Linked DNA regions of Homo sapiens: region 2 is linked to region 1. A link is an interaction called in ENCODE POLR2A ChIA-PET data of the cell type or tissue named here. Cell type or tissue: HCT116. All regions are shown on one strand. Each heading gives the region's core, and the rest is flanking DNA. Links, peaks and the distances in the headings are about the cores only.

Evidence for each region. Peaks named below come from ENCODE experiments on the same cell type or tissue, not always from the same donor. Only the 100,000 strongest peaks of a DNase experiment are listed, where the experiment ranks them.
Region 2: POLR2A ChIA-PET joins it to region 1 with 5 read pairs; 9 of 35 experiments call an interaction of 5 or more read pairs at or near these places.

Annotation. Positions count from the first base shown.
Region 1 is chr17:40,414,956-40,430,681 of GRCh38, forward strand. It overlaps TOP2A (DNA topoisomerase II alpha), which reads right to left and starts at 2,941. Exons shown (of 35, transcript NM_001067.4): 1 at 2,816-2,941; 2 at 1,785-1,940; 3 at 1,467-1,557; 4 at 1,050-1,113. The coding sequence starts at 2,836. RefSeq lists enhancers at 2,600-3,125, 2,847-2,936, 4,605-5,147. In HCT116, for the core only: a CTCF peak has its summit at 8,598 (motif pointing right); a DNase peak (open chromatin) is centred at 8,476.
Region 2 is chr17:40,326,489-40,342,214 of GRCh38, forward strand. RARA (retinoic acid receptor alpha) reads left to right here. Exons shown (of 9, transcript NM_000964.4): 2 at 4,369-4,908. The coding sequence starts at 4,731. It overlaps RARA-AS1 (RARA antisense RNA 1), which reads right to left. Exons shown (of 3, transcript NR_110861.1): 2 at 15,508-15,726; 3 at 14,379-15,212. Among named protein-coding and RNA genes, the nearest start is that of RARA-AS1, 8.8 kb to the right of the region's middle. RefSeq lists enhancers at 14,926-15,504, 15,540-15,726, 15,577-15,626 and a silencer at 15,007-15,236. In HCT116, for the core only: no CTCF peak of the experiment used is centred there; no DNase peak of the experiment used is centred there; H3K4me3 peaks cover 748 bases; H3K27ac peaks cover 1,160 bases.

The DNA.
Region 1 (15,726 bases), core at 6,714-10,713:
TGGATGGTACTATATTTTAGTTAATAACTCGATATACATTATGGTTCTTGTTCTACATAGTACTTATTATCTATAAAAAAAACTAATTAAAATTAGCTCAACTTTTTTTTTTTTTTTGAGACAGAGTCTTGCTGTGTCACCCAGGCTGGAGTGCAGTGGTGCAATCTCGGCTCACTGCAAGCTCCACCTCCCGGGTTCATGCCATTCTCCTGCCTCAGCCTCTCGAGTAGCTGGGACTACAGGCGCCCACCACTACACCCGGCTAATTTTTTGTATTTTTAGTGGAGACAGGGTTTCACCGTGTTAGCCAGGATGGTCTTGATCTCCTGACCTTGTGATCCGCCCGCATCGGCCTCCCAAAGTGCTGGGATCACAGGCATGAGCCACCGTGCCTGGCCCTAGCTCAACATTTTTTAAAGACTATGATATTGAGTCCTTAGGAAAATCCAGGTATACTTTGTCATAATCAATCAGACTAACAAAAAAGTGAAATAAGCACCCTGATCACCCACTAAGGGACACCCCGCATTTATAAGCAGAAATGTCAGATCAAATTATTCTCTACCACCACCTACTGGTTTACTGTTTGAATAGCATCATGAGAAAAAGTTAAAACTCCAGATGCCAGAATACTTAAAGCAATTACTGAAGGTGCTTGCTCAAATATTTAGGGATTAGGTGTCATAAGTCCTGTAATTTATTTTGAAATGATCCAGAGCAAATAGGCCGCGTGCCATGGCACACACCCATAATGCCAACACTGGAGGATTGCTTCAGGCCAGGAGTTCTAAGACCAGCCCAGGCAAAATAGCAAGACCCCTTCCTCTAAAAAAATTAACTAATTAAAAAAAAGATGGAGAAAATATGGAAAAACGTTGGCAACTGTTGGATCTAGGTGGTGGGTATCCATAGGTTTTTCATTTTAGCATTCTGCTTTTGTGTACTTTTCTCAACTTCTGTTTAGGAAAAGCCAACTTCACCAGTAATCAAAATACATGCAGCTAACAATAGCAACGAGCTACATAACAAAAACTAAGCAAAAGACGTACGGATCAATTGTGACTCTAATACAAGACATTTTTGGGTCCCTTTGTTTGTTGTCCGCAGCATTAACTGAAAGAAAATAAAATATACATTTGTAAGAAATTAGTGTTTTAAGAAACATTCTGTAACTCTAAGTAAGATATAGAAAAAAAAGTTCCCAAACAGCACAGGAGTGGCATTAACAAGGTGTTAATTTAGCAATTTTTGTCCATAGTACTGTTTCTACGAGAAGCTCAACCTCCTGGGCTCCAGGAAACCAGCTCACCTTTATCAACTGATTGAAATGACAGGAGCCCTGGCTACAGCAGGTTTGGTAGAAATGATACTTTTTGTTTTTACTTTTATCTTTTTTAAATTTTTATTTGGAATGATACTTCTTATGAAAGATTTGACCAGATCTTTATATTAAAGGATTTACTCACCTAGAATCTCATCAAAGATTTTGTACAAACCAGGAACAAAAGTGACTTCCCTATAGTTAATGCCAACATCTTCATCGTAAACCCACATTTGCTAGAAATAAGGCAAAGAAATACTGTTATTTTTATTCTATATTCATTGTTCTGTTATCATGATTACCATAAAGTGTTCATATTAAGTATTACCATATTTAGGCCAGTTCCAGTGACACTCAGTACATGAGAGATACAGAAAGGTCACACTCAGTACATGAAAGGTACAGAAAGAAGAGTATCCATTTCAACTACTAGGTTAACTGCCTTTGATGAGCTTGATTTTACCTGGGTCACTAATTCCACAGAACCAATGTAGGTGTCTGGGCGGAGCAAAATATGTTCCAATTGTGTTTTCTTTTGATAGATTCTTTCAACAGACAGTCTTTTCTTAGCATCTTCATTTTTCTTTATTTTGTTGACTTGCATATTTTCATTTACAGGCTAGCAATTAAAAAAAAAGAGAGAAAGAAGGGAATTTTTAATCATAAGTTTACCCTAAACTAGGAACAAAATGCCTACCATAGTGAGATGTCAACATGCATTGCAATCTGTTAGTAGGCAGTGGTGGAGTTGCCAGTTTTGTACAAATAGGACAATTTAAATTCGCTGCGGCCAGGTCCCCAGGTGTCAGGTTAAACAGACACATATTATCTCACCAAGTGGGTCTGTCTGGAAACCTCTTTTCTTGAGCAACATGGTAGATGTCATCAATAAAATACACCCACTTCTTTCAGTTCCTGCATACATTATTTACCGAGTGCCTATTATTATAAATTATTTACGGTGTCCCGAGCACACGACACCGTAAATAATTCTAGTTCGGCAGCAGCAGTTTGGGCGGCTATCCGTTCAATCCCTTGGCCACCTGAGCGTTGTGAACTCAGGAAGGGGGCGCTTTTGTAAGCTGGCCAGCTGCTCCAGAGAAACACTGTGCTAGGCTCTGCCCTTTCCAAGATCGGGGACATTCAAGACCGTTTTCAAGCAGCGGGCAGGAGGGGAAAGCATCTGTACGCGCGACTCAATAACGTCGCACCCGGGCCGCTGTAACATGGATCCACTACGGGACCAACGGACTCCTGCCCCTAGAAACAGGGCAACAACGCACGACACCCTGGAAGCCGGGTCATACTTCACTACTAGCACCAGAAGGGGCTTCCGCCTCTCCACGATCACCCCGGAACCGGGAATGGAGAATATGGGCTCCCAAGCCGGTCGCCGGCCTGACCGCAGCCCCAGAGCTTCACCCGTCACGGGCGGCCAGAGAGATGCCCGGGCCGCGCGGAGGCTCCACCGCCAGTCCCCCCCGCGAGCCGTACCTGCAATGGTGACACTTCCATGGTGACGGTCGTGAAGGGGCTCAAGAACCCTGAAAGCGACTAAACAGGCAGGACCCCACGAGACCACCCCCGACCAAGCCGCTTCTCCACAGACGCGCGTCGGTTAGGAGAGCTCCACTTGAACCTTCCTTTAGCCCGCCCGAAGCAGACCAGCCAATCCCTGACTCGCTCTCACCGTCTCCGTCCAGAAGAACCAATCGTAGCTTGCCTTTTATATCCACCTATGAACGGCTGAGTTGGCCGGGGTTTGTTTGAATAAACCAATCAGGTTAGGGAGGCGGGACTAGAGAGGCTTCAAAAGGCACCACTCGGCGTCATAGCGGAGAGATTGACAGGGAATCTGGCCAATGAGAAGGGCTCACTTGTTTTCTCGTGCGGAAAGCTTGGAAGAGATGGGCTTTGGAAGCGGGAAGGGGTGGCCTGAGGCAAAAGTGTGCAGGAGAAAAGCAAAGGATGTTTATTCTCCAGGAACTGCCAATCTATTTAAGATCCCTGAAATCTAAAAACTGTCCTCTGTTCTGACGTTGTTAGCGAGGGGAATGGGAGCCTTAGCTTCGTTTTCCTGAGGAAACTGAGTGCCGGCTTTCTGGACAGGCAGCCTGGCTGCTTGGTTGAAGCGAACAGATTCTGGCATCTGCCTCAACCCCGCCCCCTTTACCCTCGAATTCATTTTTCAAAGAAATAAAAGTAGGCTGTGTGCGGTGGCTGGAGTCTGTATTCGCAGCACATTGGGAGGCCGAGGCGGGAGGATCGCTGGAGCCTAGGAGTTGGAGACCAGCCTGGGCAACATAGCGAGACCCCGTCTCTACCCAAAAAGGAAAAAAAATAGCCAGGCGAGGCATCGCACACCTGTAACTCCAGCTCCGGAGGCTGAGGAGGGAGGATCGCTTGAGCCCCGGGGATCGGAGATCGAGGCGCCTTGAACCGTGATTGCTCCACTGCACTCCAGCCTGAGTGACAGAGCGAGGCCACCTCAAGAGATAAATACATAAATAAATAAATAATAAAAATAATTAAAATAAAAGTGCCACAGTTGTGGTTTGGGGGTTCCATATAGTGGAAGGATGTAGAAAGGCTTTGCAAAATGGAGGGCAGCATTCAGGTCCCCAGTAGAGCAGCGCTGGACTGCAACTGGTAAATCGAAAGGGATAACTTGTGGTGGTAGCCTCTTGAGCTGAGGGTGGGCTCAGCCGTCCGGGGCTGAAACCTTTTCCGCAGCCAGCTGGCCAGATACCCTCCGACTGGCTACTTTTGCTCACCTCCGTGAACCCTGCAGTCCAGAACAGCTGTTCCAATTTGACAAGGAAATGCCAAGACTGAAGCTTTTTTGTTTGCTTGTTTTTTTGTTGCTTTTTTTTTTTTTGAGATGGAATCTCACTCTGTCGCCCAGGCTGGAGTGCAATGGCGCGATCTAGGCTCACTGCAACCTTCACCTCGCGGGTTCAAGCGATTCTCCTGCCTCAGCCTCCCGTGTAGCTAGAATTACAGGCGCCTGCCACCACGCCTGGCTAATTTTTGTATTTTTTTAGTAGAGACAGGGTTTTGCCATGTTGACCAGGTTGGTTTCAAACTTCTGACCTCAAGTGATCTGCCCGCCTCAGCCTCTCAAAGTGCTGGGATTACAGGTGTGAGTCACTGTGCCCGGCGAAGACTGAAGTTTTAAAATTACTCTTACATATAAATGTTTGAGTGGATTAAACAAAGTTATTACCCTTACAAGAAGCCAGAAAAAAAAAAACTGCACAATTTGAGTGCCTACTAATTCCAGCTGAGCCACCTCTTTCCATTCATTGCTTCCTTCCTCTACCTGGGTTTCAGTCCCAACTCAGCAATTTGCCATTCGTGTCATTTCGATGGAGGAAGCCTCTCGGTGCTTCCGTTTCCTCTCCTAAAAAGAATAATTAACTATGATCTCAGAGTAGTGTGAGGGTTACATGAGAGAAGTGTAAGGTAAACAGTGGGCTGACAGTATTAGGTAGCAGGAATTTTCCTTAGGCTGGTGTGACAATTGTGGATGTAATTTTTTTTTTCTTCTTCTAAAAGAAACCAGAGGTCAACCATTGTTACATAACCACAGTGTGTCAAGGGAGGGCCAATGGGGAGCCGTATGATGTGGCAGGAAGCCAAGGATGGAAGTTGCCCATGGGCTAGGGGCACTCGGAAACCATAGGCATGGTGCTTCGGCATTGTTCTGCTCTCTTGACCTTTGGCTCCCTGGCCTCCAGCAGTCTCTGCGTGTTCCCAGCTCTGCTCTGCTCACCACATGTGTTAGAGAGCACAGGACCACCAGGGGCTCAGAGCAGTGGTAGGGAAGCTTGGCCAGTAGCCTCTGCTCAGCCAGAAGACTGACCAGGCCCTGGGATCCAGGGCCTGCATGCCACTCTCTGCAGGACACCCGAGGGCCCTGACAGAAACCAGCCATGCTGGCTTCTACCTCCTAGAACGCACTACCTCCAAGGTAGTGGGGATGGTGGGCATGCTTCCCCAAGGATGGCAGCTCAGTTTCTGCAGCTCCCGGCCTCTACCCTGTAGCTCATCCCAGCCTGCAGTGACCCACTGGGCAATGAGGCAACAGGAATTTAACAAGCAGCTCCAGCCCTATTTTTTAGGGGCCCAGCTTTAAATCTGTCCTGCAGTTTAGCTGGATCCTGTGTGTCTTTGTTCCAAAAACCCAGAAGAAGTACTGTGGAGTCAAAAGGACTTTGGGGACCGGGTGTGGTGGCTCACGCCTGTAATCCCAGCACTTTGGGAGGCTGAGGTGGGTGGATCACCTGAGTTCAGGGGTTTGAGACCAGCCTGGACAACTTGGTGAAACCCCATCTCTACAAAAATACAAAAAAAAAAATTAGCCATGCCTGATGGCGGGTGCCTGTAATCCCAGCTGCTCGGGAGGCTGAGGTGGGAGAATAGCTTGAATCCAGGAGGCGGAGGTTGCAGTGAGCCGAGATCGTGCCATTGCACTCCAGCCTGGGCGACAGAGCAAGACCCCGTCTCAAAAAAACAAACAACAACAACAACAAAAAACACAAAAGGACTTTGGGGCCACACACACCTAAGTTAGAATTCTTCCTGGGTCTCTTGGTTTCCCCATGCCATTATCCTTTATCAAAGACACAGAGGGCAAAATGAGATATGCAAGTGTCGGGGACAATCCTTTTCCAGCTCTGTAGCACAAGGTGGTCTTGCTCTGGCCCACCCCCCTTCTCTTCTGGGTACAAGCTATTTCTCTGCCAGTCCCTCCCTCTTCCCAGAGCCTATTGCAGGGGGTCCTGCAGGACTTGTGGGGACTATTGAAGAAAGAATAGTGGTGGGGGTCTGGGATGGGTGGGCCTGGAAGGCATTGCACACAAAGAGGGAACTGCAGGGCCGGGCACGGTGGCTCACGCCTGTAATCCCAGCACTTTGGGAGGCCGAGGCGGGTGGATCACGAGGTCAGGAGATCGAGACCACCCTGGCTAACAAGGTGAAACCCCGTCTCTACTAAAAATACAAAAAATTAGCCGGGCGCGGTGGCAGGCGCCTGTAGTCCCAGCTACTCGGGAGGCTGAGGCAGGAGAATGGCGTGAACCCGGGAAGCAGAGCTTGCAGTGAGCCGAGATTGCGCCACTGCAGTCCGCAGTCCGGCCTGGGCGACAGAGCGAGACTCCGTCTCAAAAAAAAAAAAAAAAAAAAAAAAAAGAGGGAACTGCAGGTGCCTGCCAGTCCTGGGAGGCAAGAAGGGGTTGGGGGTAGTTCCAGGGGGCTGTGGTGGGGGGAGGGGAAAGATACCATCCTCATTATCCACCCACCCTGCCCCCACTCTGCAGGGGCCCAAAGTAGCTACCTGGACATTACCCCCTCCCTCCCCCAACCTGTACTTGAATATGTGGTTGAGTACTTAAGGCAGATCCCTGACTAGGGTATTTGCTGGGTATATGACTTTGGGCAAGTCACTCAGTCTCCCTTACAAGTTCAGTTGTAGATCAAATTGACTTTTATTTGTGATTCATGAATTGGGGCAGCCCCCATTCTACAAAATAGAATGAAAGCTTCCATTGGGCAATAGCAGAATGGTGGGTTTTGTAAGGTGGGAACCAGGAAACAGCAATAGGAAAAAACCTGATTGGTTAACATCAGGTACTTCAGGTTACTTTTTTGTGGAGTTAAAGCAGAGGGGACTTCCTTATTAAACTGACTTAGGTAGATTGGACTCTCCTGTTTTCAGGAAAAAGTGGTCTGTTTTGGAATCTATCTGCTTCTTTAAAGTTTCAGTTGGATTACATGGCATTTAGCACGAATTACTCCATCTTGGTTTGGTCTAGTCTTTTGGGGCCTAGTGTAGGAGCTCAGTTGAAAACAATGGCCTCCATAATTTTTTTTTTTAGACGGAGTCTCACTCTATTGCCCAGGCTGGAGTGCAGGGGTGCGATCTCGGCTCACTGCAACCTCGGTCTCCCGAGCTCAAGCAATTCTCCTGCTTCAGCCTCTGCAGCAGCTGAGATTACTGGCGTGCACCACCACACCCAGCTAATTTTTGTAGAGGCGGGTTTCGCCATGTTGGCCAGGCTGGTCTTGAACTCCTGACCTCAAGTGATCTGCCTGCCTTGGCCTCCCAAAGCACTGAGATTACAGGAGTGAGCCCCCGCTCCCAGCCAACCTCCCATAATTTTTTTTTTTTTTTTTTGAGACGGAGTCTCGCTCTTTCGCCCAGGCTGGAGTGCAGTGGTGTGATCTTGGCTCACTGCAACCTCCACCTCCCAGGTTCAAGCAATTCTCCTGCCTCAGCCTGCTGAGTAGCTGGGATTACAGGTGTCCACCACCACGCCCAGCTAATTTTTGTATTTTTAGTAGAGATGGGGTTTCACCATGTTGGTCAGGCTATTCTCGAACCCCTGACCTCGTGATCCACCCGCCTCGGCCTCCCAAAGTGCTGGGATTATAGGCGTGAGCCACGGCGCCCGGCCTATAATTTTTAACAATCTAAAATGGGGATAATGGGAGTACCTCCTCCTGCTCTTCATAGGGTGAGCTATCCTCATTATCCACCCACCCTGCCCCACTCTGCAAAATTCTTACACCAAATTCTTAGTGCATTGTCTGGCAAGTAATAAGTGCTCAAGACATGTTAACAATGACTACCTCTGCTCCTTTCCAGGATCTTCCTTCCCTGCTAGTCCCACCAATTCCTTCTCCAAAACCAGCTCAAAATTCTCCTACCCAGGGAGCCTTCTCTGACAGTCTTTTTCATTGAACCTCCTCAAGTCTTTTGAGGTATATTTGCATATGCAGATAAGTTCCTTTTATAAGTATTCTTTGGTTGTTTTCTCCTGGGTTGTGTGCTTCCGTTCTTTCTGCTCTTTGGCAAGGGGAGGGAAGGTCCTGGAGGCATAGTGTCCCCTTCATGGATCTGGAAGGTCCCCTAGAAAGAGCAGCATTTCTTCTCTTTTGCAGGCTTTCCCAGCAGAAGGAGGCTGGACTGAAAGTGTGGCTCTGGATTTGGGGTTTGGAGCTGGCTAGGCTGGAGCCCACTGGGAATTCCTGGATGAGGCTGAGCCAGCGCCAGAGTACTCAGGTGGTTAGGGCTGGGCCAAGAAGCTCTGTTTACCTTGAGGTTGACAACTGGCGAGCCTGGTCAGTTTATTTATTTATTTATTTTTATTTGTTTATTTTTTTACCAGGGATACCAGCCTCTGGTTGGAGGAGGCCAAGAAAACCCAAAATGTCCCATACAGCCTAGCCTCTAGGTGGCCCCTGTCAAAGAAATGTGGACAAAGTTGGGAGGAGAGCAAGGGAGGTTACAGAGGGGAGCAGTTCAGGACCAGAGTTGAGTAATCCCTAAGTCTGCACAGAAGTTCCCTATCCATCAAAAATTTTAAAATGTACACACCTTGTAACTCAGCAGTTTAAATTCTAGGAATACTGAATTCAATCAATTCAATTCAGTTGTGGAATTGTGCAAAGATGTATGTACATATGTATAGGATTATTGCAATGTTGGTGGTTTTCTTTTTCTTTTCTTTTTCTTTTTCTTTTTTTTTGAGACGGATTCTTGCTGTGTCGCCCAGGCTGGAGTGCAGTGGTGCAATCTCGGCTCACTGCAACCTCCGCCTCCTGGGTTCAAGTGATTTTTCCTGGCTCAGCTTCCTGAGTAGCTGGGACTACAGGCACATGACACCACGCCCAGCTAATTTTTGTATTTTTAGAAGAGATGAGGTTTCACCATGTTGGCCAGGCTTGTCTCGAACTCCTGACCTCAAGTGATCCACCCGCCTCGGCCTCTCAAAGTGCTGGGATTACAGGTGTGAGCCACTGCACCCGGCCTATTTATTGCAATATTGTTTTTAATAGAAAATAACTGGCAGCAAGCTAATGGAATGAAATGATATGCAGCTATTAAAGAGATGGACATTGGTCTAAGTGTACTGATATGGAGGTATCTCTAAGATATACTGTTAAGTTTTTTAAAAAGTGAGGCAAATACTGTCTAGAGCATAATTCCATTTGAGTAAATAAAATTATATATATTATACATACATATATGTGTATACCCATATGTGTATATATTATATATACATATATGTGTATACACATATATGTGTATATATATGGATTGAGTATATATATATGTATATATATATGGATTGAGAATATCTGGAAGGAATTGTAAGGAGGTGGAGGGAAAGGAAGACTTCCTTTCTTCTTTCTTTTTGAGACACAGTTTCAGCTCTGTTGCCCAGGCTGGAGTGTAGTGGCACCATCATGACTCATTGCAGCCTCAAACTCCTGGGCTCAAGCGATTCTCCTGTCTCAGCCTCCCAAGTAGCTGGGACTACAGGCCTGTGCCAGCAAGCCTGGCTGATTAAAAAAAATGTTTTTTTTAGAGACGAGGTCTTGCTATGTTTCCCAGGCTGGTCTCCAACTCCTGGGCTCAAGTGGTCCTCCCAGTTCAGCCTCCCAAGGTGTTGGGATTACAGGCGTGAGCCACTGCACCCAGCCAAGAGTTGCTTTTTGTATTTTTCCTCCTATTTGAAAATTTAAAAGTAAGGTCACCCTTCTCACCCCTGTCACCTTCCCCCACCTCATTGAAGGCAGGCATACCTGTCTATACACGTTTGTGTAAGAATGTAATTTTTATAGATAAAGATAGATTATCAGTAGACTTGGGAACTCAGTGCTAAGAACTCTGCAGAAAAGTTAAATCTTTGGACCAAAGTAAGGGACACTGTGCTGTGGTGAGAAGTCCCAGACCAGCTCTGCTGTCCCTAGTTGCACGAGCTTGGGTAAATCCCCTTCTCTCTCTAGTTTTCAGTTTCCCCACCTGTAAACTGAAGTTGAGGTACCCCAGCTAGAGGATTGGGTTGCAAAATGCCTTCTTCACAGTCTCAGAGAGGTGATAGTGAGGCCGGGCATGGTGGCTCACGCCTGTAATCCCAGCACTTTGGGAGGCCGAGGCGGGCAGATCACCAGGTCAGGAGATGGAGACCATCCTGGCTAACACAGTGAAACCCTGTCTCTACTAAAAATACAAAAAAAAAAAAAAAAAAAAATTTGCCGGGCATGGTGGTGAGCACCTGTAGTCCCAGCTATGCGGGAGGCTGAGGCAGGAGAATGGTGCAAACCCGGGAGGCGGAGTTTGCAGTGAGCCGAGATCGCGCCATTGCACTCCAGCCTGGGTGACAGAGTGAGACTCCGTCTCAAAAAAAAAAAAAAAAAAAAAAAAAAAAGAGAGAGGTGATAGTGAAAGCACTTGGAGGAGGTGAGGCCCAGTTAACCAATCCAGAACAGTCCCACTTTCATCTTTTCATATTTTAGGTTCTGTGTAAAACTTCATTAAACACAGGGCTCCACTGCTTAGATTTTTAAAATTAATGGGTAAATTACTGTTAAGGGCTTTTCAAGTTCTGACACTGTAATTCCAAATATGACTTTTCATTTATTGAGTTGGTTTAAATCAGGGTATGCCTGCAGCTTTGTCTTCCTTTCCCCCCCACAGAGCCCAACCAGGGCTGCAGAGGAGCTCAAGCCCATCGGGGCTGAACCCTGGTGTATGGGGAGGCAGAGGAGGGCCACGGATCCTTTTCACTCTTTATGTGACATCCCTTCCCCCATCTCGTGGCCTAGTGGTATGGCTGGGGCTCTGCCAGCTCCCTAAGACATCCCCAATTGCCCCTCTCTGGCACCAGTGCCTGCCGATGGCAGCTGCTGGAACTGGAGCTTGGCCTTAGTTTTATGCCTGCTGGAGACTTGATCAGCAAGACCTGGGCAAACATAATGAGCCCCTTGCTGCTTCCTCACCCCTAAACTCTCCAGCTCCCTACATCCTTCCTCTGCAGCCCACAGAATGGAAGTGGTAAAGTAGCCCTCCCATCTGACAGCAGAGGCCAGGGCTGGGCCTCTCTGTTCTCTCAGCTTTTCACACCAGGAAAGGGAGGCAGAACTGGACTGAGTATCTTGATAGTCCTCAGGCTACTTGAATGATCGCCCTCAGTATGTTTTATTTGGTCACTGTGGAACATGGAAGGTCATCACCGAGGAACTTCTGCATTGGAATCCTCTACCTCGGAAGAGGAATAAAAAAGTACGTCTCTGGAGCGTCTTCCCTCCGACGTTATCCGGCAGTTGTCCCCCCCTGCTGCTATCTCCAAGGCAATCAGGGCCAGTTTATGTCTACAGGGTCCCCTTCACTGACGATCTGAGACACTAGGCAGGTTGGAAAGGGTGGAGTGGTGCTAGGAGCAAATTATTCACCTGAAGAAAATAGAAAGTTAGATCCTTCTGTTTAGGATTGAAGAAAATAATGGTGTTTCCCAAAGGCCTGGAGTTAAGTGCTGCTTATGTGGTTTTCTGTCTTCCTTCCTGATCATGAGAGAAGCTACAGGAGCAGGAAGATGGGAATCCTGACTGATACACACTCTATTTCCAACAATAGTTTTGCTGATTATAGTTTGTTGAATGCCAATTATAAGCACTGCACATAACTTTCTCCCTAATCTTTACAACAATCCTTTAAACTAAGGCAACTCAGGCTTGCAAGAGTTAGGCAGTGTCCCCAAGATTGTGAATTTCTACTGATCTTTCAAGACACAGATCCAATGTCACTTCCTTTAAAAAAAAATATTTATTTACTTATTTATGAGATGGGGTCTTCTTATGTTGCTCAAGATCACCTCAAACTCCTGGGCTCAAGGATCCTCCTGCCTCAGCCTGCAGAGTAAGCTGGGATTCTGTCACCCAACACACCCAGCTCAATATCACCTTCCTTTGAAGCTTGCTCTAACCAGCCTTGGTTTGTCTTTGTTTTCTTGGCTTCCTGTGCATTTCTCTCTATTACACAGCACTGTGTGTTTACCCACAGGTCTCCCACTTCAAACCACAAGCTCTTCTAAAGTCAGGGATTTACTTATTTCTTTGGTACCCTCACCTAGTACAATGCCCACCCACTGGAGGCCTTCTGTGAATGGTATTATTAGCACTATCATTGTCCACCTGGAGGCAGCACACCCAGCTACCAGACCCCTTGTGCAGGAAAGCCAGCTCTCTGGCCAGGTGGCTGGGCTGTCAAACCCCTAAGTGAAGGGAAATGTCCACACAAGCCTCTGCTTATGCCCCTATGGAAGCCAGGGATGACTGTACCAGCAGTTTGCTGCATCCTCTTTGGATTCAGTGGAAGGTACAGTACTCATTGCTGGCATCAGCTGGGCTGTCCTTGGGGACACTGGGGCTATGCAGGAACATCTCTACCTTGGACTCAAAGACCCAGTGCTACGGTTTGAATGTGTCCCTCAAAAAGCATGTGTGGAAAGTTAATCCCCAACACAACAGTGTTGGAAGGTGGGGCCTAACGGGAGGTTTGTAGGTCATGAACTCCGTGCTCATGAATGGATTAATGACAATTATAAAAGGACTTGAGGCTGAGGCTGCAAGTTTGATCTCTTGCTCTCTTGTCCTTTTGCCTTCTGCCATGGGATGACACAGCATGAAGGCCCTCACCAGATGCAGGCCCCTTGATCTTGGACTTCCCAGTCTTTAGAACTGTAAGAAATAAATCCATGCTTTAAATAAATTATCTAATCTCAGGTATTCTGTTATAGCAGCATGAAACAGACTAAGACACCCAGTGAGGAAGCTGCAGGAAAGAAAACCCAGAAGGGGAAAAAGGGGTCAGTTGCAAGGGTCTCAGAGAAAGCTTCTCTTGAGTAGGGCTGCATCTCATAGGTAAAAGGGGAGAGGAATTCTCCACTAGGGCTAATGAACCCTGCTCCTAGCTGGGAAGTGGATAAAATGTCAGCAGGGGTCTGATTGAGGAACCAGGTTATGTCTGTCCTCTAGAAGCGGAGGCAAAACAGTCACAGGGGACAGTCACAGAGTGTCTCTGTAGACACCTTCCTTCTTCTGTTACTGGGGGAACACCTGGAGGCAGAAGGTGCTAGGGGTAATGATGGTGGCATTAGAGGCAGTAGGGAGGAGGGAGAGCATCCACTTCTGCCAGAGAACTTTGAGAGAAGTGGAGCAGATGAAACAATGAGGGGAGTGGCAGGGTATTGCCAATGGCTTAAATTATGAGCAGATAGGTGAGAGAAGAGAGGGCAGGGGAGGCATCTGGAATTATTTATTCTGAGAAGAGAAAGACATTTTCTTCTTCTTTTATTTTTATTTTTTTGAGATGGAGTCGCTCTGTTGCCCAGGCTGGAGTGCAGTGGTGCGATCTCGGCTCACTGCAAGCTCTGCCTCCTGGGTTCACACCATTCTCCTGCCTCAGCCTCCCGAGTAGCTGGGACTACAGGCACCCGCCACCACACCTGGCTAATTTTTTGTATTTTTTAGTAGCGACGGGGTTTCACCGTGTTAGCCAGGATGGTCTTGATCTCCTGACCTCATGATCCACCCACCTCGGCCTCCCAGAGTGCTGGGATTACAGGCGTGAGCCACCGCGCCCGGCCGAGAAAGACATTTTCATAGGCTTCACTGACATATAGGAATTGACATGTGTGGCTGGGCACCGTGGCTCACGCCTGTAATCCCAGCACTTTGGGAGGCCGAGGCGGGTGGATCATGAGGTCAGGAGATGGAGACCATCCTGGCTAATGTGGTGAAACCCTGTCTCTACTAAAAATACAAAAAATTAGCCGGGCATGGTGGCGGGCGCCTGTAGTCCCAGCTACTTGGGAGGCTGAGGCAGAATGGCATGAACCCGGGAGGCAGAGCTTGCAGTGAGGTGAGATCGCACCACTGCACTCCAGCCTGGGTGACAGAGCAAGACCCCGTCTCAAAAAAAAAATTGACATGTGTAAGATCACAATTCCTGGTCTATTGGATGTTCTACTGTACACACTGCTTCCTCAAAGCCAAGGGAATTAATCCCTAATGGTAGGAGGTGATATTTGACAGGAATATTTGAGGATGTTGTTTTGAGGAGGAAGAGGAGTGTATTAGTCAGGGTTCTCTAGAGGGACAGAACTAATAGGATATTATATACATATATATATATATGAGTATATATATATGAGTTTATATATATATGAGTTTATATATATATATATGAGTTTATTAAGGAATATTAAACTCACATGATCACAAGGTCCCACAATAGTCCATCTGCAAGCTGAGGAGCAAGGAAGCCAGTTCGAATCCCAAAGGTGAAGAACTTGGAGTCTGATGTTCGAGTGCAGGAAACATCCAGCATGGGAGAAAGATGTAGGCTGGGAGGCTAAGCCAGTCTAGTATTTTCACATTCTTCTGCCTGCTTTTATCCTAGCTGTGCTGGCAGCTGATTAGATTGTGTCCAGCCAGATTAAGGGTGGGTCTGCCTTTCCCAGCCCACTGACTCAAACGTTAATCTCCTTTGGAAATACCCTCACAGACACACCCAGGATCAATACTTTGCACCTTTCAATCCAATCAAGTTGACACTCAGTACTAACCATCACAAGGAGGTAAAAGAGAAAGAGGAAAGGGCAGCCATAAAGAAAGGGAGCCTTGGCCTGAGGACACGGGCCTCTTCTGTTCTCTCAGGGAGACCCACCTGAGCATAGATCACCTTTCCAGGTGGACTAGAGGCTCCAGGAGGCCCCTCCAAGCCTCTCCCACTATGCAAGCCTTGCTCTCTCTTCTATCCTGTATTGGGAAGGGGGGTAGAATACAGGATAAGATGAGCTCTCCAGCCCCTGGGGAACCCCCCAGGGGGAGATCCTAGGGGAGTGAGGTACAGGGTTAGTGAGCCAATAGGCATGACTGAGCATCTATTAGGCGTCAGTTTCCGAACACACAGGGATGTGTAGGACACGGTGTCATCCATGTAAGCAGCATTTGTTGTAGGAAAAGATGCAGGGAAGGATGGGGGAGGGGATGCTAAAGAAAGAGAAGGAAGGAAGAGACTGAAGAAACAAGGGGAAGGGGAAGAAAGAAAGACGCAGTTGTCGATTCTCTCTCTCTCTTTTTTTTTTTTTTTGAGATGGAGTCTCGCTCTGTTGCCCAGGATGGAGTGCAGTGGCACGATCTTGGCTCACTGCAACCTTTGCCTCCCAGGTTCAAGCTATTCTCATGTCTCAGCCTCCCAAATACCTGGGACTGCAGGTACGTACCACCATGCCCAGACAGTTTTTTATATTTTTAGCAGAGATGGGGTTTCACCATGTTAGCCAGGATGAACTCGATCTCCTGACCTCGTGATCCTCCATCCTTGGCCTCCCAAAGCGGTGGGATTACAGGTGTGAGGCACTGCACCCGGCCATCAATGTCTCTTAACTCATACTCTAGTTGTGGCAATCGGATATCTAGAGAAAGGGTGGCTAAAAAGCTCAGTGATAAGTGAGCAGTCACCTAAGATAAGTTACAAGGGGGGTGTCAAGGGAGGTTTCAGGAGGGCTTGGGACAGAGGAGTGGGCTGGCAGGGTAGGTGGCTTCTTCTCACC
Region 2 (15,726 bases), core at 6,403-10,402, 89 kb before region 1:
GGTGTAACGCGTGGGCAGCTAGGGATGCTGATGCTGGAGAAGGGATCCTGGCACCTTCTGAGGGTGAGAGCGGCCCCAGTGGGCAGGAGTGTGGGGCTGGTTGCAGGTGCTCTAGCCCCCTACCCCTTTTTCTGCTGTGCTTAGGCTAGGCTCCATATATTGGAGGTGTGGGCCTGTGGTTTTCTCTCTCTCAGGGGAGGGTGCCCGTGGGCAGTGGAGGTGGCTGGCATAGGGTGGAGGTTGGATGTGGGTAGTTTGTTTTCCCTCTCTTTGGTACTGGTTTCGATTCTCTGCCGAGGCCTTCTCCACCCCTGGGGTGTAGGGGGCTGGGGCCCAGGTGTCTCTCTGAGGGTCATAGCTTCTGATGGACCTTCTGAGGCAGAGTCTGTGCCCTTTTGGGCCCACCCTGGTCATCCCTACCCTTGCCCATCCCTGTTCTCTGGTCTTTCTGGCCCTTGGCCTATTTCTGTGACCTTTAGCCCTCCTGCGGCTCAAGGCCCTCCCCAGGGAGCTGAGTAAATTTGCACTGAAATTTGCAGGCAGAGCTGGGTTAGGCTTTTTGGAGGCTCTGATAGGGGTCTGGGGAGGCCTTCCAGCCTTGCCCTGTAGTGTGTGTGGGTGGTGGGCTGGGGGTGAGGTGGGGGTAGTGGGGATTGAAGTTTGATTCAATTTCAAACTCCACTGGGGCAGAGTTGAGGTGGCTGTGGTTTTCTCTTCTCTGGGAGCAAGGGTGGGTTCCAGAGGGTCCAGGCTGGACTGACTAAACTGGCCTCCCGACCCCCAAAGGCTGGGTCAGGATGCCTGAGATCTGGAGTGATGGCTTTCTGGGCCTCAGCGTGGGTTACAGAGGCCTCACTTTGGGTTAGCTGCCCCTTGGGCCTCACCTTGAGAGAGGCAGGCCTCTGTGGATGTGAATTCACCTGAGTGTTTGTGGACCTGGTGCATGGGCTGGGCCCACAGGGAGGACCTCAGAGCATCTTCTGGCAGAAGCAGCAGGTACAAGGGCCACCCTGGCTGTGTGAGGTTCGGAGAATGTACAGTTTGGGAGACTGTGGGGCTGTGGTTGTGTCTTTGGGGAGCTGTGTACTGGGGCCCATGCATGCAGTTTCTGAGCTGTGTTCATTGTGTGGTGGAGCCCAGGTGTGGAGAGATGGTATCTCCAGGTTCCTTCTCCTCACATGCATGCCTGCACACACACAGGCTGGGGCTGCAGGCGTGCTCTTGCCCACCCAGATGTTTTCTGTAGACCTGCATGCATGAGTTTGTATGTGTATTTGTGTGTGAGGGTCCAACTGTAGGAACTGATGAGGTTCTGCCAGCCTCTTCTTCCCTTGCATGGCTCCCCCAGCTCCAGTTCCCGTTGTGTGGGGCCCCACAGGAGTTGGGAGGGGGCCAGGGCGGCAACTGGTCCAGTGGGTGGGGCCCCTGTTCCTCTGACATCAGCCCTCTCAGCCTAGGAGGGAATTGGCAGGGGCCTGGGGTAGGAAGGGAGCTCTTTATTCAGGAGTGAGGAGAGAGGCCCTATGATTGTCATAATGAGTAACAGTAAAAATCGTGGTTATTAGCAAGGTCCAGATTTTACTCCTGGGGCAGCCTCCCCTCCCTAGCCCAGTACCTGTCCCCTCCCACCCTCTCTCCCTCAGTTCCACACAGGCTGGCTGGCTCAGCTGGGCCAGAATTCCTGGCCTCTTCCACAGTGGCCTTGGCAGGAACTCCCCCTTCCCAGGCCTGGTCTTCAACCAAATGCTGGCCATGTGCTTGTCCCCTGGACTCCAGATTTGAGGCTAGAGTCTGGAGTTCAGAGCTTGGAACCTAGTGTAGCCTGAGCTTGGGGTGGAGTGGCAAGGTATAGGGGGTGTTGGAAATGGACAGTCCTTATTTTGAGTCTCTGTGGCCCTGTTTCTTTTCTTTCTTTCCTCTTCTTTTTAAAACAGCTTTATTGAGATATAATTCACATACCATAAAATTTACCCATTAAAGTGTACAATTCAGTGGTTTTAGTATATTCAGAGTTGTGCAACTACCACCACAATCAATTTTAGAACACTTTCATCACCCCAGAAAGAGCCCCCATACCCAGCAACAGTCACTTCCCATATTCCTCAAATCCACGCCCCAGCTCCTGGTAACCACAAGTCTGCTTTCTGTCTCTATAAATGTGCCTATCCTGGATATTTCATATAAATGGAATCCTACAATACATGGTCTTTGTAACCGGTATAATGTTTTCAAGGAATATCCATATCATAGTATCAGTACTTCATTCTTTTTTTGGCAGAATAATGTTCCATTGTAGGGACATACAACATTTTATTTATTCGTCAGTTGATGGACTTTTGGGTTGATTCCACTTTTTGACTATTAGGAATAACGCTGCTGTGAATGTTCATGTATAAGTCTTTCTGTGGACTTACGTTGTCATATCTCTTGGGTAGATACCTAGGAGTAGAATTGCTGGGTCATATGCCATCGCTGTGTTTAACCTTTTGAGGAACTGCCAAACTGTTTTCCAAAACAGCTATTCTATTTTACATTCCCACCAGCAATATATGAGGATTCCAATTTCTCCACATCCTCGCCAGTACTTGTTATTATCTGTCTTTCTTATTAGAGCTAGCCTAGTGGGTATGAAGTGGTATCTCATTGTGCTTTTTTTTTTTTTGAGATGGAGTCTCACTCTGTTGCCCAGGCTGAAGTGCAGTGACACAATCTCGGCTCACTGCCTCCCAGGTTCAAGCAATTCTCGTGCATCAGCCTCCTGAGTAGCTGGGATTACAGGCATGTGCCACCACGCCTGGATAACTTTTGTATTTGTGTGTGTGTTTTTTTTTTTTTGGAGACGGAGTCTTGCTCTGTTACCCATGCTGGAGTGCAATGGTGTGATCTCAGCTCACTGCAACCTCCACCTCCCTGGTTCAAGCGATTCTCCTGCCTCAGCCTCCCAAGTAGCTGGGATTACAGGCACCTGCCACCATGCGCAGCTAATTTTTTAGTAGATTTTTGTATTTTTTAGTAGAGATGGGGTTTCGGCATGTTGGTCAGGCTGGTCTCAAACTCCTGACCTCAGGTGATCCACCTGCCTCAGCCTCCCAAAGTGCTGGGATTATAGGTGTGAGCCACCGCACCCAACTGACTTTCGTATTTTTAGTAGAGACAGGATTTTGCCATGTTGGCCAGGCTGGTCTTGAACTCCTGACTTAGGTGATCTACCTGCCTTAGCCTCCCAAAGTGGTGGGATTACAGGCGTGAGCCACCGCCCCCAGCCTCATTGTGCTTTTGATTGGCCATGTTTCTTTTTGTCTGTCTCTTTTCTTTTGTCTTTCATATATGTATTTTTCATATATAAATACATGCATATGTATTTATATATAACCTGTACCCAAAATGGATTTGAAACATCCTCTTGTCCTCGTATGGATATGTTCTTCGTGTTCTCTCTCTTTGCTCTTGTTGCTGCCTATCTGTCTCACTGTGTTATGGAATCTCTGGGTTCATCTCTGTCTCTGTCTCTACCCCATGGTATTATCTGTGCATATCCTCTGGTGCCAGCTGTTCAAACAGGGTGTGGATCTGTATTCACACTGGTGAAGGGGGCATCTGGCCTTTCATCTTCTGCCCACCTCCCACCCCAGTTCATGTGTTTTGCTTCTGCAGACAGAAGTATGTGGGTGAACCTTGAGATCAATCTCTCCTTCATTGCCTGGGGGTAGGAGGCTTCCTGGGCGGTCCTTGCCCTCCTACACATCGCCTACCCCTGGACCATCCATGCTGTTAAGCATTGGAGGTGATACCTAGGAGTCCTTGGTTCCCATTTTCCTATTAGTGTGTACGTAAATGGGCCTCCTCCCAGGGCCTGTGGGACAAACCCGTCTGGGGTGCTGGGGCTTGGATCTGGGGGGGAAGTGGTGTAAGAGGGGCCCCCTGGCTTAGGAGTCATTTTTCTGAGAAGTGCCAATGCTTTAGGGAAGCGGCTTTTCCTCCCCCTCCCTCTTCCCCCCCAGCACACGTTCTCTGCATCTTGACCTCAGGTAACCCTCACTGGGGGAAGGAGGGCCAGCTGCCCGTTTCTGCTGCAGTGATCCCTTGAGGTGGCACTGTGGACCCTTTCCCCTCAGGACTGTGGGTGAGAGGCCCTCCAAGGTTCTGGGCTCTGTCCCTGTCTCCCCAGCCTGGCTGTGCTATCTGCCACCCCCAGCAGTGTCTGGGCCCTGCTTCCAGGTCATCTCTGCCAGCCAGGCATGGTGCCAGCTGTCTGCTCAGCTGGGTGCCACGGGAAAATCTCCGGCAGCCCAGGTTGGGGAGCTCCACGGGGAATGCCTGTGTGCCTGTTCTTCAGTGCCCACTCACCTGTCTTTCTTTTTTCTGCAGCATCACAGGACATGGCCCCCTCAGCCACCTAGCTGGGGCCCATCTAGGAGTGGCATCTTTTTTGGTGCCCTGAAGGCCAGCTCTGGACCTTCCCAGGAAAAGTGCCAGCTCACAGAACTGCTTGACCAAAGGACCGGCTCTTGAGACATCCCCCAACCCACCTGGCCCCCAGCTAGGGTGGGGGCTCCAGGAGACTGAGATTAGCCTGCCCTCTTTGGACAGCAGCTCCAGGACAGGGCGGGTGGGCTGACCACCCAAACCCCATCTGGGCCCAGGCCCCATGCCCCGAGGAGGGGTGGTCTGAAGCCCACCAGAGCCCCCTGCCAGACTGTCTGCCTCCCTTCTGACTGTGGCCGCTTGGCATGGCCAGCAACAGCAGCTCCTGCCCGACACCTGGGGGCGGGCACCTCAATGGGTACCCGGTGCCTCCCTACGCCTTCTTCTTCCCCCCTATGCTGGGTGGACTCTCCCCGCCAGGCGCTCTGACCACTCTCCAGCACCAGCTTCCAGTTAGTGGATATAGCACACCATCCCCAGCCAGTAAGTCTGGGTGTGGGGGCTGGGGTGGGAAGGGACTGTGGAGGGTGGCAGGCCTCAGAGCTTGGGCTCTGGGCACGTCTGTTCTGCTGTGAGTGGAAGGCACGGTGAGCGACAAGGTCTTCTCCAGTTGGGGTGACCATCATTTGAGGTCTTAAAAATGAAAGCCCTATGGCCTATAGGCTGATCATGGTGGTTGTGTTTGAAGTTGGGGGTGGCAGAGGGGGAGATGAAACCATGCTGTTCTGGCCTGCAGTGGCCCTCGCACCCCTCTTCTGTGCTCTGCTGTTGGGGCCTTATAAATAGCTCCAAGGACTGGACACACAGGTTGGAGGTGGGTAAACAAACCTCTTGACATTTGATGGAAATGGCAGCTCTACCTAGAGTGAGAGCAGCACACCACCTACGCCCCACCCCCACTCAGTGCCTCTGAGGGAAAGGGCTTGAAGGAGCAGACCGAGGAAGGCTGGCTGGAACCCCACCTCTCCCCCTGCCAGCTCCACCCCCGGCCATGCTAGGATGTGCTTCCCTTTGTGGGGAGGATGAGAGGGAGGGGCCCACGGTCTAGCTGGGTGGATAGGGTGAGTGTCCCAGGAGGGGACACTTGGCCTGGACTCTGGCCTCGGACGCATGCATGGTCTTGGCAGGGCCTGTGTTTTCCTTGCCTCCACCCTCTGCCATGGAGGTCACTTGTTGGCTGGGCAGGGGTCTCAGTACCCTTCGCCGGCTGGCCGAGCCAGGTAGTGGGAGGTGGCGGCAGCTCTGGCCAGCTGGCAGAGTCCAGGGCTGGGGCCTGCCAGGCCGCTTACAGTAACTCTGGCCCCCAGGGCCCAGCTGGGCGCCAGGCCAGGGCTGGGGGGAGGAGGGAGCCGGGGCCTGGCCTGGGACGGGAGAGGGTGGAAGCAGCAGAATGGGCCATGGGCTGCTGGCTGGCCGGCTGGTCAGCTGCTGACCTGGGAAACGTGTCCCCACCTCTCCTGGCCAGCAGGGACTGCACACCTTGCCCTGTGCACCCACCACCCCTCTCACGGCTGCTGGCAAGCTGCCTGGCACCACTGCCCTATGTGCCTGGCTGGGCTGGGTCAGTGCCCCCTTCTCAGTGTGGGGGCAGCGCTCTCTCCCCGGAGCCAGGGAGTCTCTTTGTCCCTGGGGCAGGCCCTGGCTGGGCGCCTCACTGCCCGCACTGGCTGGGTGCCCACCACCACCACTGCTTCCTGGATCGCCTCCTCTGGCTTAGCTGTGGCCCCCTCCCTCCCAGGCTCCACCAGCCACCAGGAGCAGGGACTCTATGTCTGTGTTTCTTTGTGTTCCCCGCCCTTTATGCCCTGGGGCCAGGGGGCAGGCAGGTGCTGCCTCAGTTTCTCCTGCCACCCCTTATCAAACCTTCATCTTCTGTTTCTGCTGTCTCTTCTCTCCACCTCATATAGGAGTATGGGATGGATGGAGTCTGGGGACTCTGATTCTGGTCTGGTCCTATAGTCTGTGTTAGTGATGGGGAGAGGCCAGCCTCTGGGGTTTGGGGCTACTAGGGAATGCATTGGTGTATCTTTGTAGAATATTCACTGCATTTAAAGGGACTGTGATTTACATTCTGGACTTGGATCACTGGAACTAGAAGACTGTCTGCTTCCTGACAGGGTAGGGTTTTATTTTTATTTATTTATTTATTTTTTTGAGACAGAGTCTTGCTCTGTCACCGAGGCTGGAGTGCAGTGGTGCGATCTCGGCTCACTGCAACTTCCGCCTTCCGGAATCAAGCAACTCTTCCGCTTCGGCCTCCCATGTAGCTGGGACTACAGGCGTACGCCACCATGCCCGGCTACTTTTGGTATTTTTAGTAGAGACGGGATTTCTCCATATTGGCCAGGGTGGTCTTGAACTCCTGACCTCATGATCCGCCCGCCTTGGCCTCCCAAAGTGCTAGGATTATAGGCATGAGCCAACGCGCCTGGCCATTTTTATGTTTTAAGACAGGGTCTTCCTCTGTTGCCCAGGCTGGAGTGCAGTGGCACCATCTTGGCTTAATGCAGTCTCGGCCTCCCAGCGATTCTCATGCCTCATCCCGAGTAGCTGTGATTACAGGTGCGTGTCACCACACCTAGCTAATTTTTTTTGTATTTTTAGTAGAGATGGGGTTTTGCCATGTTGGCCAGGCCAGTCTTGGACTCCTGGCCTCAAGTCATCTGCCCGCCTCAGCCTCCCAAAGTGTTGGGATTACAGGCATGAGCCACTGTGCCTGGCTTTCTTTCTTTTTTTTTTTTCTCATAGGGTCTCACTCTGTCTCCCAGGCTGGAGTGCAGTGGCATGATCATAGCTCAGTGCAGGCTTGAACTCTTGGGCTCAAGGCGTTCTACTGCCTCAGCCTCTCGAGTAGCTGGGACTACAGGTGCGTGCCACCACACCAGGCTGATTTTTTGATTTTTCATAGAGACAAGGTCTCACCATGTTGCCCAGGCTGGTCTCAAACTCCTGAGCTCAAGCAGTCCTCCTATCTTGGCCTCCCAAAGTGCTGGAGATATGGGCATGTACCACTGCACCCAGCTCAGGGTAGGATTTTTGACGGGGGAGGAGTTAGGGACCTGCGACCTGGTGCCTGTGGACAACTTGTCCTAACCCAGGTGATGGCAACAGAGTTCCCAGACACTCTGTCCATCTGGAGCCTGGGCTCATTGGAGGGTTGGAGGTGGGGGCTGGGGCCTGGCCCCATCCTTGCCCATCCTGGCCAGAGGGAGCAAATGCTTTGCCTTCCCCTCCCCTCAATGTTGCAAGCTTCTTCCTCTTTCTTAGAGGTGGGTGGGGAAGGCTTCCCATCCTGGTAACCTTCTCCCCAAATGTGGGTGGGGTGCCCACATTTCAGGCAAGTGTAGCCTTCTTCGGCTTTCTCCACCCAGGTTAGGCAATGCCCCCTTCCTGCCCCCTCCCTCTGTGAGCCTTTTGGTTTCCCTGCCCCTCCCCTCTCCCTAGTAAACAACAACAACTTCTCTCCCTGCCCAGACCCTTAGCTTCTGAGCTTCTCACTGACCTTCCTCTTCTCTGGGACAAGGTGTGGCCATGGGTCTGAGGGAGCCTGGCATCTCCCTCCTTCTGCAGAGCCAGGGCTGCCTGGTGGACAGAGCTCCTGAGCTCTGAGTAGGAAAGCATGGCAGATAAAATTATCACATGCCTGGCCTCAGAGATGGAGGCAGTTTAGCCTTCCCTGCTTGCCTGGCCTTAGGGCTGGTGCTGAGGGTGAGGCAGTTCCCAGGAGAGGTGGCAATCCATGGTCCTCCATTCCTGCAGGAGCAGTGGTATGCCCCAGTCTGCCCATACCCTTTTTGTAGGAATTCTTGCTGATGAGGCTTCCTACTCCCATTCCCCATCCAACAAAGGTGTTGGGTCCCTCCTCCCCCTCATCCCTTTCCCCAGGTGGGGAGGAGGCAGCACATTAGGTGGCCTGGGTGCGCCCTTCAGAGACCTAGTAGCCTATGGGACCAACAGAAACCCTCTCCAGGTCACTGTGGGGAGGGCTGTGTATTTGTTCTGCTACAGCCAGGGTGGGAGCCCTAGAGATGGTCCGGCGATTCTCCCCGCCCCCTAAACTGGCCCCTGGGGCTTGGTCTCTGAAGACTGGTGTTTACTGTGGAGGTCTCAGATTCTGTGTGCACTACGGGTCAGGGCTGTGTGTGTTTTGGGGGTGGGGTCACGGTTGGGTGTGTGTTGGGAAGGGGATTAATGACTTGTGTGTATTGGGTGAGAGGGTTAGAGAGCTGAGTGTGTTTTGGGGGAATTAAATCCAGAGCTAAGGAGGGAGAGTCAGCCTGTCTGTGTGTTGGTGTTGGGGCTGGGAGGGGGAGTGACTTAGGGCACAGAGTGTTTAAAGAGGAGTGGTCTTTCGTTTGGGTTCTTAACCTTTCTTGGCTGGAGGGGAGAACTGATCTGCCTTTTTTTGTTCACCCTGGGAATTCCATGGGCAAAGGGGTCTGACTGGGGGCTGTGGAGTAGGCATTTAGTGCTGAGTTTAAAACTTGGACACTGGGCTGGGCGTGGTGACTCATGCCTGTAATCCCAGCACTTTGGCAGGCCAAGGCGGGCGGATGACCTGAGGTCAGGAGTTTGAGACCAGCCTGGCCAACATGGTGAAACCCCATCTCTACTAAAAATACAAAAATTAGGCAGGCGAGGTGGCACGTGTCTGTAATCCCAGCTACTCGGGAGGCTGAGGCTAGAGAATCGCTTGAACCCAGGAGGCAGAGGTTGCAGTAAACCGAGATCATGCCACTGCACTCCAGCCTGGGGGATAGAGCGAGCCTCTGTCTCCGAAAAAAAAAGATAATAAAATAAAACTTAAGACACTGGCTGCGTGCAGTGGCGCCTGCCTGTAATCCCAGCACTTTTGGAGGCTGAGGTAGGGACTTCAGCCCAGGAATTTGAGACAAGCCTGGACAACATAGTGAGACCCTGCCTCTACCAAAGAGAAGAAATTAGCCAGGTGTGGTAGCGTGTGCCTATAGTCTCAGCTACTCGGGAGGCTGAGGTGGGAGGATTGCATGAGCCTGAGAGGTTGAGGCTGCAGTGAGCTATGATCACGCCACTGCACTCCAGCCTGGTGGGTGACAGAGCAAGACCCTGTCTCAAAAACAACAACAACTTGGACATTTATGTCACATACAACTTGCTGATAACCTCTCTGAGCATGTTTCTTTTTTGTTGTTGTTTGTTTTGAGACGGAGTCCTGCTCTGTCGCCCAGGCTGGAGTACAGTGGTGCAATCTCTCAGCTCACTGAAACCCTCTGCCTCCAGGTTCAAGCGATTCTCTTGCCACAGCCTCCTGAGTAGCTGGGATTACAGGCGCCCGCCACTATGCTGGACTAATTTTTTTGTATTTTTAGTAGAGATGGGGTTCCTCCTTATTAGGCTGGTCTTGAACTCCTGACCTCAGGTGATCCGCCCACCTCGGCATCCCAAAGTGCTGGGATTACAGGTGTGAGCCACTGCACCTGGCCAAAGACATTTATTCATTTATTTATTTATTTGTTTTAGACAGAGTCTAGCTCTGTTAGCCAGGCTGGAGTGCAGTGGCACGATCTTGGCTCACCGCAACCTCTGCCTCCCAGGTTCAAGCCATTCTCCTGTAGCCTCCCAAGTAGCTGGGACTACAGATGCATGCCACCATGCCCGGCTAATTTTTTGTATTTTTAGTGGAGATGGAGTTTCACCATGTTAGCCAGGATGGTCTCGATCTCCTGACCTCCCAATCCGCCTGCCTCGGCCTCCCAAAGTGCTGGGATTACAGGCATGAGCCACCGCGCCCGGCTTGTTGTTATTTTTTTGTTTTGTTTTTGAGACGGAGTCTCATTCTGTCACCCGGGCTGGAGTGCAGTGGCTCGATCTCGGTTCACTGCAACCTTTGCCTCCCGGGCTCAAGCGATTCTCCTGCCTCAGCCTCCCAAGTAGCTGGGACTACAGGCGTGTGCCGCTACGCCCAGCTAATTTTTGTATTTTTAGTAGAGGTGGGGTTTCACCATGTTGGTTGGCCAGGATGGTCTCCATCTCTTGACCTTGTGATCCGCCCGCCTCGGCCTCCTAAAGTGCTGGGATTACAGGCATCAGCCACTGTGCCTGGCCGTGACCCAGACCCTTTGTAGGTGGGAGCTGGAGAGAATGGGATGCTAACATCTATAGAGCACCTACTGTGTGTCAGGGGCTTTGTCTGTGTTTTACAAATTTTAATCCCTGCAATCCTGGAAGAGGGACATTATCCCCACTTACACAGAGGACACAGTGCTGGGGGAGGTTAAAGTACTGCAGAATCATGACTGTAGGATTGTAAAGCTGGGCTGTTTTCCACCATCTACATAGGCAGCTTTGAGAGTGGATTGTGGGGCACACTCTTGGGTGTGGGAAGTGTGGGGGGTGGGGCTTAGTGCTGACTGAAACCCCCTTCCCCACTGTAGAGGCCCTTTCTCTGCCTTAGAACCTACCTTTCCCCGGTAGGGGGTGTAGGGAAGGCCCAAGCCATACCCCCTCCTCTCTGTTTTGGATCCTGAAGGCTGGAGAGAAAGAAAGATAAGGGGCCTGGGCCAGATCTCCATCCTGTCCTGGAAGCTGTGGATACAATCTGTTCACACCATCCCCACCCCCAAATCTGCCCGCTGTAGCCCACGGGAGTTTGCAGAACTCAGCGGGCACCCTCCCCCCGATCTCCAGACACTGAAGGAACAGAATGTAAAAGCCACAGTTCTTATTCTTAATTTGTTTCAATTTGTGGATGGAGGCAAAGAAGTTGCAAGCCATCAACAGAGGAGCCGGGGATGGGAGCCCCAAAAGGGTGGCTGCATGTTTGCTTCGTGTGCCTAGAGACTGGGGAATGCCCGAGGGTCTGGGTGAGCCCCAGCAGAAGGCAGAAAGGAGGAGGTTGTGTCCTTCCCTTCTTCCTATCCTCTGCCACTTCCTCGCTGTTGCAGTCTGTGCATACTGCCTCCTTCCCTGCTTCCCACTCTTTCCCTGGACAATAGGAGGGACAGCCCAGGCGGAGGGACAGCCCAGGCAGAGGGACAGCCCAGGTGGAGGGAGTGCTGCCTAGCAATGCCTTTCTTGGAGTCCGAAATGTAGAGTCAGACAAAAGAACATGACATGGAGTTTTTAATGAAAATGGGGTCCCTCACCTTTTATCTCCCAGCAAGGATAATGCACAGGTTCCCTCTGGACAAGATCCCAGCATAGACGCGGGGAGGGAACTCAGGGAAGGAAGCCCGTCTTCCTTTTAGGTGGGTCAGGGCCGAGGTATTGTGTCTACCCCATGCCAAGGGATGTGTTGCTTATGGGGCTGTACCAGTGCAGGCCTGCCTGCCCTTTGAGGGAGTAGTGTCTGTGGGAAGAGGAAGTGGTTTCCATCTCTAAGTCATTTTGGGGCAGTGCCTTCTTCCTCCTCCTCCTCTGTGGAGTTGGGGCACAGCGAGGGATTGGGCCTCCCAGGGTTGACTGGAGGCCACTCAACCTTTGGCTGTCAGAAATAGAGGTGCTCCCCTCCCCATTTTGACTTCTGGGTTGCTGGAAACCTCAACCAGCCCACAGACCAAGGGCCTTCCATGGGCAGGAGTCTTAAAGGACAGTTCTTCCTGTGTGGCCTTGGGCAGGTCACCCAAGCTCTCTCCAAATCTGTTTCCTCCTCCTTAAAGCAAGACTTCTGGCTGGGCACGGTGGCTCACACCTATAATCCCAGCTACTCGGGAGGCTGAGGCAGGAGAATCACTTGAACCCGGAGGTGGAGGTTGTAGTGAGCCGAGATCGCGCCATTGCACTCCAGCCCGGGTAACAGAGCAAGACTTGGACTCAAAAAAAAAAAAAAAAAAAAAGCGTGGGCACGGTGGCTCATGCCTGTAATCCCAGCACTTTGGGAGGCCGAGGTGGGAGGATTGCTTGAGCTCAGGAGTTCAAGACCAGCCTTGGCAAGATAGCGAAATAGCGAAACCCCATCTCTACAGAATATACCAAAATTAGCTGGGCATGCTGGTGCACACCTGTAATCCCAGCTACTTGGGAGGCTGAGGCATGAGAATTGCTTGAATCCGGGAGGTGGAGGCTGCAGTGGGCTGAGATCACACCACTGCACTCTAGCCTGGGTGACAGAACGAGACTCTGTCTCAAATAAATAAATAAAAATAAAAAAATAGAGCAAAACTTCTAATCTCTCCTTGGCTGGGCGAGTTGCCGTTAGGCCACGGTCGCCTGCTTCCTGCTGAGGCCCTTGGTGAGTTTCACGTACCCAGCAAGGCTGTGATAGTGAGGGGCAGGGTAGAGCTGGGTACTGTCTTGGGGGATGGTGCCACTCTATACTGGGAGCCAGTGTCCACCTGGCACTGGGCCTCATGATTTCCTGTTTGTTGTCCCCTCCAGATGGGGTTGGGGACAGGAGGGGGCCCTGCCTGGCACAAGTGGGGGCCAGTTTGGCCTGCACCTGCTGAGGGCTTACTAAACGCAAAGCCCTGAGAAGGAGCTGAGGGAGGGATAAGGCTGAGCAGGATGGGGCCCCAGGCCTGCAGACAGCTGCCGCTGGAGGCCCCCCAGCCCCAGCTGCGGGCCAGAGCCTTCCTTGTTTCCCACTTCTCCCACTGCCCCAGGACACTGTGTTCTGCTCTGACCTGCCCCATGACCTTGCTGTTGCCCAGAACGGGCCTCTTGCCCTAGCTTCTCCTCTCCAGCTCCGGAAATCCTATCTATCCTTCAAGGAACATCTTGAATGCCGCCTCTTCCCAGAAATCTTCACAGATGTTCCCCCTTGCTTGCCACACTCTGCCTCCCTACTTAGAATGCCTGTGGGTCCTTATTTATTTTTTAACAACACTCATCTCGCTACCCAGAAGTTGCTTCTCCCCTGTTCCTGCCATGAGCTGTAACCATTTGGGACATCTTTTCCTGACCACAAGGTCTTTGATGGCAGGGACAGAGTCTCAGGTCCCTTAGCGCCTTGCAGCTGTGAGCGCAGAGCCTTGCTCCATCATTTGAAAGATCCCGAAGGCATGGAAGCACTCTGTCCTCTTCGCCATTAGTCTCATCCACTGTCAAGATTTGCATACCTGCCCCCAGACCCCAGCATTCCATCTGTAGCCCTGACTGCACTTCAGGGCCCCACATCCACCTGTCCAGCAGCCCAGTGGACTTCTCTGCTTTGCAGTCTCAGGAACTTCACTGATGCGTAAGTCACACACAAGTCTCTTTGCTACCTCTTTTCCCATACCCCTTACCCCCACCCCCCCACGTTATTTGTACCTTTAAAATGTTTATTGAATCCACCTTCCTCTGTCCATCAGCACTTCCAGTTTCCTAGGCCAAGCCACCCTTGTCTGATGCCTGGACTGCTGCAGTAGCTTTTACCTGGTCTCTCTTGCCCTCCTATAATCCATTCTTCACACAACTACTGGAAAGATCTTTTTACACTGTAAATCTGATCTTTCCTTTGCTTGGAACCTTTCTATGGCTTTTCCTTGCATTTAGGATAAAATCCAAAAGCCTTACTGAGGCCTATAAGCCCCCCTGGTCTGGCCTGAGCCCACCTCTCTAGCCTGGTCTTGTGTACCTTTTCCTTTTGAATTTTGTGCCCCATGATTCTAGCCTTCTGCCAGTTCCTTCAATGAACTCATCAACTGCTGTAACCCCAGGGCCTTTGCACAGACTCGCCCTTTAACTGGAACTACACTCCTTTCTACTCTTTGCCTGATTAACTTACAAACTTTCTCTTATGGTAGGTCTGTTTTATTTGAGTTCTTCCCTAATTTAGTTAAACCTAAATTAGGTACCTATGTTAATTCTTCAGAGCATAATAGCATTTATCTCAGTTTGCAATTGTGTGTGCATACAGTGATTATTTGCTTAATGGCTGTTGCTCCCTAAGGTCTACAAGGGCAGGTTCCCCAGGGTGTCCACATAGAAGGTGCTCAGAAAAATACCTTGAATTGGCCTAGCTTGGTAAGAACATGGGCTTTGGCAGCAGGAAGTTCAAATACCTGCTCTACTCTTTATTATTAGTAATGTGATCTTGGACAACCCACATAGCCTTGCTGAGACCTGTTTTATTTGTAAAACATCTCTTGGAGTTGCTGTGAGGATAAAATGACAACATATATAAAGAGCCAGGCTTCTTCTAGAAGAATGTCCTTGGGTAGCATGTACATTTCCATCCTTCCTTTTAGAGAGTGGGGGTAATAGGATACCCCCTCCTCCAGGGGTATCCCCTCTTTCTAGGGACCTACCCAAGCTAGGCCTTTCTTCCAGTGAAACGTGCATCCCGAGGGCTTCTAGGATGAAGTAGTCCACTGGAAGGCACCAGCTCTTCCTTTTATCTCTCCAGAGCTGGACAGTGCACCAGGGGCCGGTACTGGTTCCCCAGCTAGGAGACACCTTGGGCGGGGCTTTGCTCGCCGGAAGCACGCAGAGCGTGGGGAGGAGGGCCCCCTCTGCCTGTGTTTGTGCCAACAGCACCCGCGCTGCCGCGTCGGGTTCCGGCGGCCGGAGTCACACATGATGTCACAGACAATGACACAAGCCGGTGTCTCATTCCGACACAGCGTCCGAGCTGCACAATGTCACACCCGGGTGCCAAACACTTGGCCCCGCGCGACCCGGCCCTACGCCTCCTGCCGCCGCTCTCCGCGTCTCCGGGGGAGGTGGCCCGGTTCGGCCGGGCAGGGGGCTGGCGGGCGAGCCCCGCGGGCGGGCTGGCGAGCGGGTGATGTCACGGGCAGCGGTGGGTGGGTCACTCGGAGGTGAGGCGCCGCCAGGCGAGTTCAGCGAGAGTTCAGCCGCATTGCATTAGGCAAATGAGGCCCGGCCTGGGTGGGGGTGTGTGTTAAGGGGAGGACACCGGGACCACCCCCCTCTTCCCCGCCCCACCACCTCCTCCACCACGGCTTCGCTCGGCCAGGGACTGACCAAACCTTGGGGGAGCCTGGGAGCCGGAACTGGTACAAGGGAGGACGCCCGCCCCTCTTCCGTCCTTGTCCCCTCGCAGCCCCCTCCTCTCCCTGTACTCGGCGTCCCTCTGTACTCTGTGTACTCCTCATCTGGAGCCTTTCCCCCTTCCTGCTTCTCTCCTCTCCTCCCCCTTCCCAGGCTGCCCCCACTTGCCTGTCCACATGCCGCCTCTCCCTCTCGGTTCCCTGCGTTTCTCCCGCTGCAGCCGGACGCGCCGGGAATGGGTTAAGCCAGGGGCGGTGCCTGGACGGGGCGGGGCGGTGGAAAGGGGGTGGTGCCCGGAGGGGAGGGGGCGCGCAGAGCTGGGGTGGGGGGGCCGTGGCGCGTACCACCAGAGACCGAGCGAGTCGCCAGCTGCCCCTGGCCTGGCGG